Regions from separate parts of the Homo sapiens genome. Here region 2 is linked to region 1. Evidence: read pairs that join two places in POLR2A ChIA-PET (ENCODE). Cell type or tissue: CD4-positive, alpha-beta T cell. All regions are shown on one strand.

Region 1 (2,500 bases):
ACTAATCCAAATTGAGATGTGTTCAATGTGCTGGATATTGAAGACTTAGAACAAGGAATGAAGAATGTAAAAACCTCTCTTTAGTAATTTTTATATCAATTACATACTTTGGATACATTGGATTAAACAAAATATATTGTAAAAATTCATTTCACTTGTTTCTTTTTGCTTTTTAAAATATGACTATTAGAATATTAAAATTACATAAGTGGCAGGCTTGGTAATTTTGCTGGACAAGTGAGCTCCTGGAAAGTGAAGGTCATGGTCTATTCACACCCGTATCCACAACTCAAACCTACCCATTGAGTAATTATACCAGAACTAAATAAAATTTTGCAGATATCAGTACAATTTTGCTAAGAAGTAAGCTAATTCTTTTAAACTATCAGGGACTGAATGAACATAGGACTTGAGTAAAGATATTGCTTAAGCTAGTTTATTCAGGAAAGCCGCAAGAAGAAATGAAGTGAAAACATGCACTGTGAGGGTGGTTTATTCAGCACTGTACTCAAAGATTAGGCTGAATCTCTGCATTAGAATTGAATATGTTTCCAAAATCACTTTAAAAGCTGGCATTTAGAAATTAGGGAGGAGCTGGGAAGGAAAGAGGATAATTTCCAAACCCTCGTCAGTTCTCATTCAAGCGTGAGCGACGCGCAGAAGACGGGTGATTTCTGCATTTCCAACTTAGGTACCGTATTCATCTCACTGGGGAGTGTTGGATAGAGGGTGCAGGACAGTGGCTGCAGTGCACCGAGCATGAGCCAAAGCAGGGTGAGGCATTGCCTCATCCGGGAAGTGCAAGGGGTCAGGGAATTCCCTTTCCTAGTCAAAGAAAGGGGTGATAGATGGCACCTGGAAAATCGGGTCACTCCCACCCTAATATTGAGCTTTTCTCACGGTCTTAGCAAACGGCACAGCTGCAGATTATATCCCATGCCTCACTCGGAGGGTCCTACGCCCACGGAGCCTCACTCATTGCTAGCACAGCAGTCTGAGATCAAACTGCAAGGCGGCAGCGAGGCTGGGGGAGGGGTGCCCACCATTGCTCAGGCTTGCGTAGGTAAACAAAGCAGTCAGGAAGCTTGAACTGGGTGGAGTCCACCGCAGCTCAAGGAGGCCTGCCTGGCTCTATGGACTCCACCTCTGGGGGCAGGGCATAGTGAAACAAAAGGCAGCAGAAATCTCTGCAGACTTAAATGTCCCTGACTGACAGCTTTGAAGAGAGTAGTGGTTCTCCCGCACACAGCTGGAGATCTGAGAACGGGTAGACAGCCTCTTCAAGTGGGTCCCTGACCCCCGAGTAGCCTAACTGGGAAGCACCCCCCAGTAGGGGCAGACTGACACCTCACACAGCTGGGTACTCCTCTGAGACAAAACTTCCAGAGGAACGATCAGGCAGCAACATTTGCTGTTCACCAATATTCACTGTTCTGCAGCCTCCGCTGCTGATACCCAGGTAAACAGGGTCTGGAGTGGACCTCCAGCAAACTCCGACAGACCTGCAGCTGAGGGTCCTGACTGTTAGAAGGAAAACTAACAAACAAAGGACATCCACACCAAAACCCCATCTGTACGTCACCATCATCAAAGACCAAAGGTAGATAAAGCCACAAAGATGGGGAAAAAACAGAGCAGAAAAACTAGAAACTCAAAATCAGAGCGCCTCTCCTCCTCCAAAGGAACACAGCTCCTCACCAGCAATGGAACAAAGCTGGACAGAGAATGACTTTGACGAGTTGAGAAAAGAAGGCTTCAGATGATCAAACTACTCCGAGCTAAAGGAGGAAGCTCGAACCCATGGCAAAGAAGTTAAAAACCTTGAAAAAAAATTAGACGAATGGCAAACTAGAATAACTAATGCAGAGAAGTCCTTAAAGGACCTGATGGAGCTGAAAACCAAGGCATGAGAACTACGTGACAAATGCACAAGCCTCAGTAGCCGATTCGATCAACTGGAAGGAAGGGTATCAGTGATGAAAGATGAAATGAATGAAATGAAGCGAGAAGAGAAGTTTAGAGAAAAAAGAATAAAAAGAAATGAACAAAGCCTCCAAGAAATATGGGACTATGTGAAAAGACCAAATCTACGTCTGATTGGCATACCTGAAAGTGACGGGGAGAATGGAACCAAGTTGGAAAACACTCTGCAGGATATTATCCAGGAGAACTTCCCCAATCTAGCAAGGCAGGCCAACATTCAAATTCAGGAAATACAGAGAACGCCACAAAGATACTCCCCAAGAAGAGCAAGTCTAAGACACATAATTGTCAGATTCACCAAAGTTGAAACGAAGGAAAAAATGTTAAGGGCAGCCAGAGAGAAAGGTCAGGTGACCCACAAAGGGAAGCCCATCAGACTAACAGCTGATCTCTCAGCAGAAACTCTACAAGCCAGAAGAGATTGGGGGCCAATATTCAACATTCTTAAAGAAAAGAATTTTCAACCCAGAATTTCATATCCAGCCAAACTAAGCTTCATAAGTGAAGGAGAAATAAG
Region 2 (2,500 bases), 170 kb after region 1:
GGGGTGCTGCTAAACATGCCACAGTGCACAGGACAACCCACAACAAAGAACTGTCCAGCCCAAAATGACAATAGTGCCAATGGTGGGAAACTCTGCCTTAACATCATGTGGTTGTTGTAGAAATCAAAGCAGATGCCTAGTGAAAAATGTTATGAATAGTGATAATCGTAATAAGATGTCTTAATTTGTAGCTTGTCTGTACGTTGCAATGCAAATTAGACTCTTATAAATGAAGCATAAAATGTGAAGGACAATAATTGCCAAAGAAAAAATCTTCATTGAAAAATATAAGGGTGGAATTGTGGTGACGCAGAGGCTGCCCTAATCACACCACTAAAAGCTTGGAAGTTGGCCTGGGTAACCAAGATCGCATTGCTCTCTCCACCAGGAGCTCAGGAGAATCATCCACCATCTCTGGCAGTGAAATCAGCTGCGAGGCTGGGGGATAAGTTCTGGAGCAAGGTCCACTGGGCTGGATTCCTCTGTAATGGGTGATCGAGTGGCATGTAAAGTACAGGGCCAGCTGTCTGATCTTGGATTATGCCTCATGAAGGGCTCTCAGGATCAAAGGACTGGTGAAGTATCACTGGTGAGGCCACACTGGGATAGGAGTTAATGGGCAGAGTGACTGGCAGGCAGGGATATGTCAGAAGGGAATGGAAAGCACAAAATTGCCAAATATATTATTCTAAAATATTATTATTATTATTCCCAAATATCTTCCTTTGGTAGTGGATCAGGTCATGGCCTGTTTGCTCTCAGATCTATTATTTGTCCTTCCCTGCTCTGCTCAGTCTAGGGGGCTGGGGAGGCTTGCAGGCTGCCTTCCATATGCCCCCATGTCAACGGGCATTTTACAGTGTTTGGCTAATGAGAAATAGGAGGGCAGAAGGAAGAGAGAAGCCAGAGGACCTCTTCCGTTCTCTGCTTCTGGTGCCTGTCGGGTATCACGTTCTTGCATCACCTCTTTAGTATCAGTGTCTATCAGAATGGTCTTCTGTGGTTTCAGCTTCCATCAGGTGCCCCCAGCCTCTGAGCTGTGGTAACACCACTTCCTCCACTCCACTTCCTCCCTTTGTCCCTCCAGTCTAGGCGTGTAGCTTCCTGCTACTGCTAACCTCTGTGTTGCTTTCTTGTGCTCTTTTCATCTTCTCAGCTCTTTCTGCACCTGTGTAACCTGTTCTTTGCACTAAATAAATTTCCTCTGATTTAAGAAGAGTGATTCCTTCTTTCTGGTTGGACCTTGAACGAAGGTCCTATTTTGATATTTTTTAGAGTAGAAGGTGGGGTACAATAGTGTGACACCTGGAACTCATGGTTATGCAGGTACAGCAAGAGCAAGGAATCAAAAGAATACAGAAGCAGCTGATATTCATCTACTTAACAGGTATTTGTTGAGCACCTACTATAAACTGGAAATTGTGCTGGGTATAGAAATTTGTTTTGAAACAAAAAATGCACTGCTTGTAACTTTCAACAAGTAATAACATAAAGAACTACAAAATTACTATATAATAGTGAATTGCTCTACTTAAGATATTTAAAAGCCATTTAAGAAGTCTGGCAACTCAAATAAATGCAGGAAACAGCACAAACCTTTCCATCAAAATAGCAGTTGAGCCAAAGTTCAGACTTAATATATTGGAGACAGAAGTTATAACTCTCCAGGTTTATCATTTCTAATATGAATATCATTAAGCCGCGTTTCCAAACCCCCAAATAATAGCCAACCCAGCTACATTCTGTTCCTTAGAGTGATGCTTGGGGAGCAACGTATTTTTGAAAAGATTCTTTTCCAGTTTAAAGTCATATATCAGAACCAAGAAGTATGAATAGGCCTTGGATTCGAAGTTTGCTGGATGGTTAAGCAAGCTTGTTAGGCAACCAGCTACGTCGGAATATTTACATAGAGAAAGAAAGAGCAGTTTTAAGACCGGCTGATGATTCAAGACATAAAATACATTTATTCTGTGAGCTGTTTGGGGGATATAGTAAAACATAAATATAACTGAAAACCTAAATTGTTGAGCCAACTGAAGAGACTCAGAATCAAATTCTATTCATATACATTTGCATGGCTTCCCTTGAAATCAACAGGCACTACATGTATACCTAAGGGCATTATATTTACATATTTTGCCCATTGCTGGCTTGGAGTAATTTTTTCTATAATAAGAATAGAAGAGAAGTTTATAGTTCACTCGCTGTTTTCATCTCTTTGTTCCAGTGTATTTCACTAAATACAAAAGAGTCTCACGAAGTTTTCATTGCTGTTGAAAAGGTAAATTGAGGCACTCATAAAGTAAATTGTCCCCAAATTGTCTTATAAATCACTGGCTGATTAAGAAATCCAAAATTTTAATTTGACACGATGCCACCCTTTCTGAAGATACAAGAATGATCAGATTTTCTCTGTGTAATAATACGTGTGGGCTTAGAAAGCACAATACTTCATTAAATTCCTTTTCTAGATATAAACACAAAATAGAATTCTTAAGAA

Evidence for each region. ChIA-PET counts read pairs that join two places held together with the same protein. Peaks named below come from ENCODE experiments on the same cell type or tissue, not always from the same donor. Only the 100,000 strongest peaks of a DNase experiment are listed, where the experiment ranks them.
Region 2: POLR2A ChIA-PET joins it to region 1 with 13 read pairs; 2 of 35 experiments call an interaction of 5 or more read pairs at or near these places.

The regions. Positions count from the first base shown.
Region 1 is chr15:59,802,761-59,805,260 of GRCh38, forward strand. No RefSeq gene overlaps it. Among named protein-coding and RNA genes, the nearest start is that of BNIP2, 110 kb to the left of the region's middle. RefSeq lists an enhancer at 862-1,390 and a silencer at 1,123-1,172. In CD4-positive, alpha-beta T cell, no CTCF peak of the experiment used is centred here; a DNase peak (open chromatin) is centred at 1,121; H3K4me3 peaks cover 772 bases; H3K27ac peaks cover 437 bases.
Region 2 is chr15:59,975,671-59,978,170 of GRCh38, forward strand. No RefSeq gene overlaps it. Among named protein-coding and RNA genes, the nearest start is that of FOXB1, 27 kb to the right of the region's middle. In CD4-positive, alpha-beta T cell, no CTCF peak of the experiment used is centred here; a DNase peak (open chromatin) is centred at 1,051.